2 separate regions of the Homo sapiens genome follow, and region 2 is linked to region 1. Evidence: chromatin contacts called from ENCODE Hi-C or POLR2A ChIA-PET data. All regions are on one chromosome and are shown on one strand. The core of a region is the stretch at or near the end of the contact, and the rest is flanking DNA. Distances in the headings are between cores, read along the strand shown.

Evidence for each region. Hi-C counts contacts between places; a loop is a spot of excess contacts on that map. ChIA-PET counts read pairs that join two places held with the same protein, here RNA polymerase II (POLR2A). Pooled maps may share reads with other maps.
Region 2: a loop to region 1 is called in a map with no recorded cell type, with 5 times the contacts of the local background. The contact joins two enhancer-like sites. A Hi-C loop is called at or near these places in 5 of 37 single-sample maps with no recorded cell type and 4 of 50 pooled maps. POLR2A ChIA-PET finds 5 or more read pairs at or near these places in 4 of 52 experiments (CD8-positive, alpha-beta T cell, RWPE1 and activated T-cell).

Annotation. Positions count from the first base shown.
Region 1 is chr2:215,980,864-215,984,558 of GRCh38, forward strand. All of the region lies in intron 2 of MREG (melanoregulin), which reads right to left. Among named protein-coding and RNA genes, the nearest start is that of MREG, 31 kb to the right of the region's middle. RefSeq lists a silencer at 1,819-1,888. Within about 2 kb of position 1,833, at least 5 of the 41 ENCODE cell types and tissues checked have a DNase peak (open chromatin) inside an H3K27ac peak, as active enhancers do.
Region 2 is chr2:216,056,030-216,059,724 of GRCh38, forward strand. It overlaps PECR (peroxisomal trans-2-enoyl-CoA reductase), which reads right to left. Exons shown (of 8, transcript NM_018441.6): 4 at 2,866-2,947. Among named protein-coding and RNA genes, the nearest start is that of PECR, 24 kb to the right of the region's middle. RefSeq lists enhancers at 1,919-2,098, 2,159-2,218. Within about 2 kb of position 1,767, at least 9 of the 41 ENCODE cell types and tissues checked have a DNase peak (open chromatin) inside an H3K27ac peak, as active enhancers do.

The DNA.
Region 1 (3,695 bases), core at 583-3,082:
GGAGGGCAGGGCAGGGCAGGGCAGGACAGGGCAGGGCAGGGAAGGGCAGGGAAGGGAAGGGAAGGGAAGGGAACGGAAGAGAAGGGAAATATTAATAACAAGTGTTGGCAAAGATGTAGAGGAACTGGAACTCTTGTACCTTGCTGGTGAAAATGTAAAATGGTACAGATACTGTGGGAAACAGTACCGCAGTTCCTTAAAAAATTTAACAAATTAAATAACTTAAATAAATTAAATAATTAATAACTCATTAAATAAATTACTCTATGATCCAACAATTCCACTTCTAGGTATATGCCCAAAAGAACTGAAAACAGGGACTCAAGCAGATATTTGTACACCCGTGTTTGCAACAGCATTACTCACAAGAGCCAAAACATAGAAGCAACCCGAGTGTCCATCAATGGATGAGTGAGTAAACCGAATGTGGCATATACACACTATGGAATATTATTCCGCTTGAAAAAGGAAGGAAATGCTGACGGCTGCTGCAGTGTGAATGAACTTTGGAAACATTACGCTAAGTGAAGCAAGCTAGCTATGAAAGGACAAATACTGCATGATTCCACTTACAGTACGTACCTAAAGTAGCCAAATTCATAGAGAAAGAAAGTAGAAAGTTGCCAGGAGCTGGGGAGTTATTGTCTAGTGGGCACAGAGTTTTAGTTTGAGAAGATAAAAAAGTTCTGGAGATGCATAATGGTGATTGTTGCCAAAAAATATGAACGTACTCAATGCCACCAAACTGTACCACTTAACTGAAAAATGATTACAAGAGGAAATTTTTGTTATATATATTTTAAATTTAAAAAGAAAGGTGATCCTTGTCTAGGGCAGTCCCAGTTTATATTTTTGGCCTGGAATACTTAATATTAGCAGCCCCTCTCCTCTTACTTAAGAACTTAAGTGACTATGTCCCAAACTGGACAACAGATAGTATAATCACTCTAAGATTAAATAACTATTCAGTATCATCTCATTAGAATATGGCAGAGGTATGCTTCTTATCCTCAAATCTGTCTGATTCCAGAGCCCATGTTCTTCACCACCACACATCCTGCAGAATTGCTAATGATGCTGCTCGCTGGCCTACATCAGGTTTGCCACTATTTATTGTGTCAACTCTGCTGACTTACATGGAGCACTGAGGTGCTACCTACTTAGTAAGAAACACTGGCCGGGCACGGTGGCTCACACCTGTAATCCCAACACTTTGGGAGGCTGAGGTGGGTGGATCACCTGAGGTCAGGAGTTCAAGACCAGCCTGACCAACACTGCGAAACCCTGTCTCTACTGAAAATACAAAAATTAGCCGGATGTGGTGGTGCATGCCTGTAATTCCAGCTAGTTGGGAGGCTGAGACAGGAGAATCACTTGAACCTGGGAAGCAGAGGTTGCAGTGAGCCAAGATCACGCCATTGCACTCCAGCCTGGGTGACAGGAGCAAAATTCTGTCACAGCAAAACTCCGTCAAAAAAAAAAAAAGAAAAGAAAAAAGAAACATTGATTCTCTTAATGCTAATCAAAAGAAATGCTTATATATTTTTTAAAAAGGAGAACGGGGATGAGCAAAGAATAGAAACATCACAGACCGATGAACAGAACATCTTCTGGTATAATCCATGGGTTTTAGTAATCGAATGGTGCAATAGCATCAGGGCCAAAAGCAGGTGGATACAAAACCAACACCAAAACCAGTCACTCCATGACTCAGTTGACACAGGGTGAGTAATGATCAGCAAACATAGACCGGAGTGTCTACTCGAGGCAGGAAGCCAATAACTGCTTGGGAACTTTGTCTTTGACCAAAGAGGTTCCACTGACGCTCTTTCTAAACTCACTGGAGAGCCTGGAGTAATGTTTCTAGTCATGCAGGTTTCTGGGTCACACCGACCTGAGCTGGGATCCCAATGCTCCCAGTCACTTCCTCCAACACTTTGTACCAGTGACAAAGTCTCTAATCATCTGAGTCAAAATGCCTCTTTCATAGGGTTACCGTGAGGATTCAGTATTTGTCTGGAGAACATGAAGCATGTTGCTTAGCATACAGGGTAATATTCTATAAATATTATTACCTAGAAAATAGAGTGCAAGAACCCTTGATTCTCAGATCCTAGTAAGCTTGTTTATTCTCTCCCTCCACCCTGCCCCAAATCCTCTAAACCCAAATAGTCACTAGCAAAGTAAAAGAAAGAATAAATGCATTCAAGAATCCAGATAATCTGGACCTCAAAGAAAGAAGCCTTCGGAGGATCCCAAAATTATCTAGAAAATCGCTTCCCTTTTCCAGTTATTTTGCTCCTCCGTGGTTGGGGTAAAACTTGCAGTCCTATCTCCAAATGTAGCCAATGTTCACCCACTTCTGGAAAAATCAGATGGCCCCGAAAGAGTGGGCTTTGTCCAATTCTTGGGGACATATTGAGACACAGTAATGCAGAGCCAGACTGGAGTATCTCAGTTTCTGAGTGCTTAAGCATTATGTGGCTGGTCCACGATCAGTTCAACCCCCCTTTCCCTGTTTCTCCCACCCAATATTCCAATCAACTCTGTTTTGTTGTCCCTTTTTGTATTAGGGATATGATAGGCTAAGTGTATGACCCAGACATTGGAGACAGCCCCTGGGGGAAGGTCTGTTCCTATCTTAAACATTTTTAAGGAAGTGTTTACAATGTCTGGCAATACCCTAGCAGGTAGTCTTCACGTACTGGGGGCAAATAAATTATAAATGAGGATCATTTATGTGTCTGCCTCTGTAGTTTTAATTTTTTGCTTTTATTTTTAGTTGACATGTAGTAATTGTATGTATTTATGAAGTATTGCCTCTGTAGTTTTAAAAAAATAAAATTTAGCTGCTCCCAGGGGGTTTGGCCAAGTGTGGTTTTCAGAGATCACTCCAGCCACACAAGCATCTGGTGACCATGTGGTTCCTGCTGATGAGTGACAGGCAGGCAGACACATGTCATGAGAGGTATATGCATTTGTCAGCATACAATTACTTAATAGCCTTAAAGGATAAGCGTAGAATTTCTGTCACTCATTATGCCAAATAAACATCACCAGTTTTTGAACCAAAACAGTACTTGAAAGAGTTTATGAGAATGATCTGATAGTTAGTGTATTAGTCTATTTTCATGCTGCTGATAAAGACATACCCCAGACTGAGAAATTTACAAAAGAAAGAGGTTTAATTGGACTTACAGTTCCACGTGGCTGGGGAAGCCTCACAATCATGGCAGAAGGCAAGGAGGAGCAAGTCACATCTTACATGGATGGCAGCAGGCAAAGAGAGAGAACTTGTGCAGGAAAACTCCTCTTTTTAAAAACCATCAGATCTCATGACACTTATTCACTATCAAGAGAACAGCATGGGAAAGACTTGCCCCCATGATTGAATTACCTCCCCCCATGTCCATCCCACAACATGTGGGAATTCAAGGTGAGATTTGAGTGGGGACACAGCCAAACCATATCAGTTAGCATACATCTCCTTAACCAAAAATGTAAGAGCAGCCAGTCACAATGGCTCATGCCTGCAATCCAATGCTTTGGGAGGCCAAGGCAGAAGAATTGCTGGAGCCCAGGAGGTCGAGGCTATCATGAGCTATGATTGCACCTCTGTACTGAAGCCTGGGCAACAGAATAAGACCTTGTCACCAAAAAAAAAAAAAAAAAAAAAAAAAATTAAGGCTTTTTTA
Region 2 (3,695 bases), core at 517-3,016, 75 kb after region 1:
GCACACTTGCAAATACCTTTACTGGAATATCCAACACCTTCTCTCTCTAGCTGATTATTTTCATGCTTTGCTCCCCTACTAGTTGTAGACTCCCTCAGAGTGTGGATGGTATCTGATTCATTTTAGTATTTCCAGATGTATCTTGCACATGTACCTGTACTGGTCAAGTAAACAAGCGACAGCCAACAGTTTCAATTTGTCTCTTAAGAGAGCTAAAATTTAAAAAAAAGGAGTGCTCAATCTCTGACATTCATCCTCCTCTTCTATTGTAGAGGATACCTAAAGCCATGTCTTTCAAATTGTAAATTACAACACAATGCTAATAGTGAAATAAAATTAGCAAGTAATAAGCAGCAAGTGTAAAAAAAGAAAATACAACAGAGTAGACCACAATAAAATTGAAAATATCAGCCGGGTGTGGTGGCTCATGCCTGTAATCCCAGCACTTTGGGAGGCTGAGGCAGGTGGATCACCTGAGGTCAGGAGTTCGAGACCAGCCTGACCAACATGGTGAAACCCCGTCTCTACTAAAAATACAAAAAACTACTGGACGTGGTGGTGGGTGCCTACAACCCCAGCTACTCAGGAGGCTGAGGCATAAGAATCACTTGAACCCAGGAGGCAGAGGTTGCAGTGAGCCAAGATCGCCCCATTGCACTTCAGCCTGGGCAACAGGAGCAAAACTCCATCTCAGAAAAAAAAAAAAAAAAAAAGGAAAGAAAGAAAAATCAGAGTGCACAATACATAGTAAGAATGTTTGCTTCACGAATTTTGTTTTGCCTATAGACACATATACACATATGTGTTTACTAGGTCAAGATGTAAAATTTCTTACTATGAGTCATGGTCCAAAGTGTGAAGGCCACTGGAAAAGGAAACGATTCTTAAGAGAACAAAAGCAAGAAGTATCTGAAACACTTCTTTTCCATGTTAAAGACAAGCTGTGTTTTTTTTCTAGCCAACCGAATATCAGAAAAGCCAGTGATTTCATTTCAAAAATGTATTTTAAGAAAAGAAACTCTCATTACTTCTTACATATGCATGAAAGAGGACACATTTCACTCATAAAGGAACTACAACTTTTCTAAAGGGCAGTTTGGCAATATCTCTTAAAATTACAAAGGCATTTGGCTTTGGACTTAGCAATTATACCTCTTGCAATTTAGGCTACACACTATCTGATGTACAGAAAATGTTACTTACTGCAGGTGTTTAGTTTGGTTTTGGTAATAACAAAAGGTTGGAAACAACCCAAATGCTCACCAACTGGAAAATGGTTACACAAATCATTCCTTACTTATGGTTTATAAAAGTGGCATATTAGCCATAAAAAAATAAGAAGAAATCTCTTTAGACTCTGTTAAGAAAATATCTCCAGGATATTTGCTTCATTTGAGAACATCAAGATACAGAATAGTGTTTATAGCATCCTAAATTTGTGGTTAAAATGTAGGAAAAAGATATGCCCCCAAAACTATTAACACTAGTTGCCTGTGAGGATGGGAAATGCCAGAAAGAACCTACAATCTGAATTATTTCTTCCAAGATGCTAAAATAGGTAAATACATTTAGTAAAGAATAATGAGCAGGAAAAGAAGGTAGAGTGGTATCAATGGCCTGCACACCATTTTTTACTCTGTTTTTAGTAACATCACATTGATTTCCACTTGAGGAAGTACCTCTTGCCTGTTCTCAGTCCATGTCTGAGCGATGATGACCACAGTTCCTCATTCCTCAGGCTGACCATGCATAGCAGAGCAACCTCATTTCTACAGTTTTTGGTTAATGACTGAACACATAACCAGGCAGGGTCAGTTAATGAGTATCCTCTCTGGGACCTGCTGGCACCATTAATATTGTTTTTGCTGGCATGACTTGAGAGGCACTCTCTCACTGGAGAGTTAAGAACAGCTAGAGTGTTGACCTGTAACTCTTGCTAGTACTCGCCTTTTGCCACACCTAGAGACAGCCTGCCTGAGAATGTACGCAGACATGAAGAAAGCAAAACCAAAAGGAGAGGCAGCTTCCTGCTAACATTGTGGCTGAACCTAACATGCCCTTTCCGCAGTGGCTCTGCAGGTACCAGGATCCCCTCCAGGGCTTGCACGACGGCTGCGCTCTGCCCCCAGAGTTTCTCTTGCAGCAGATCTGGTGTGGGGCTGGATAATTTGCTGTGCTAACAACTTCTCCCAAGTGATGGGGATGTGGCTGGTCTGGAAGCCACTTTTGGAGAACCACTGCCCTAGATTTTTACTTAAGCCAAGTTGAATTTTATTTTTATCCTATACATGTTTGGGAGTTCTGCATAATCCAGGAAATGAGCAGGGTACTAAAATTTGCATAAAGGAGGCATGCTGTCTGTGTACAGAGTGGCTAATCAGAGGCACAAAACCTTAGAAACTTTTGGAGAAAAAATCCTGGATTATCTGTTAGGAGGAACAACTTAGCAGTCCTGTGTAAAATCAAGTAGCTATATTAATGGTATTCAAATCTAAATTAACACAGATTAGTTTCATTTCTATACTTTAACAAATAAGCTATTCCTAGACAGTGATGGCCAGTTTAGTCACATCGGGATTAGAGTTGCCCAAGAAAACACAAGACATCCAGTTTAATCTGAACATCAGACAAAAAACAAATACTATTTTCCCTTTCCTTGGTAAATCTGGCAGTCCGCATCTGGATGAAAATGTTTTAGAAGTACTTTGAATTTTAAGTTCAAATAAAATAAAATGTTAACTGTTAGAATCACAGCTCATTAAAGGTATTAATGATCTTGATTTAAGAAATGTTCCCTAACATGCTTCCCCCAATCAGAAGACAAAACTCAAAGACTTAGAAAGAAAACTATATAAAAACGCTTACACAGCTAATGGAAATCCAGCTTTAGTAGGGACAATGATATTGACGATAGATCCTCCATGCTCTTTCATCCAGGAGCTGTAAACTGCAGGATAGAGGCAAACTCAATCATTAAATTTTTAAAGTATCCTGGCCCTCCTGATACCTTGTTTCAGCACACTGCCTGTTTGATATGTTTTACACGTCCATTTACATTTCCTTATAAAAAGCCTGACTGAGGTAAAATTTATACATCATAAAATTCATCTACTTTAAGTGTGCAATGTAATGACTTTTAATAAATATACGGAGTTATGCAACCATTACCACAATCCAGCTTGAGAACCTTTCCATCACCCCAAAAAGTTCCTTCACACCCATCTGCAGCTTAACCCATCCCCAGGTAAACACTCATCTTTCTGTTTCTCTAGATTTGCCTTTACCTTTTCGAAAATCTAATGTAAAGTGAATCACACAATACGTGGTCTTTTGTGTCTAACTTCTTCCACTTAGAATCATGTTTGTGAGGTTCATCCACGTTGTAATGTGTTAATAGTTCCTTTTTGATTGCCGAGTAGTATTCCATTATGTGGATATGCCATGTTTTATTTATCCACTTATCAGCTGATAAACATTTGGATAGTTCCACTTTGGAGCAATTATGAATACAAATCTTTGTGTGGTCATATGTTAACTCTGTTTAGCTTTTAAAGAAACTGCCAAATGGTTTTCCAAAGTGTCCCTCCCCATTTTACATTGTTCTCAGAAATGCATGGGGGATGTAGTTTCTACACGCCACTGCTGTCTGATTTTTTGATAATAGCCATCTAGTGGGTGTGAAGTGGTATCACACT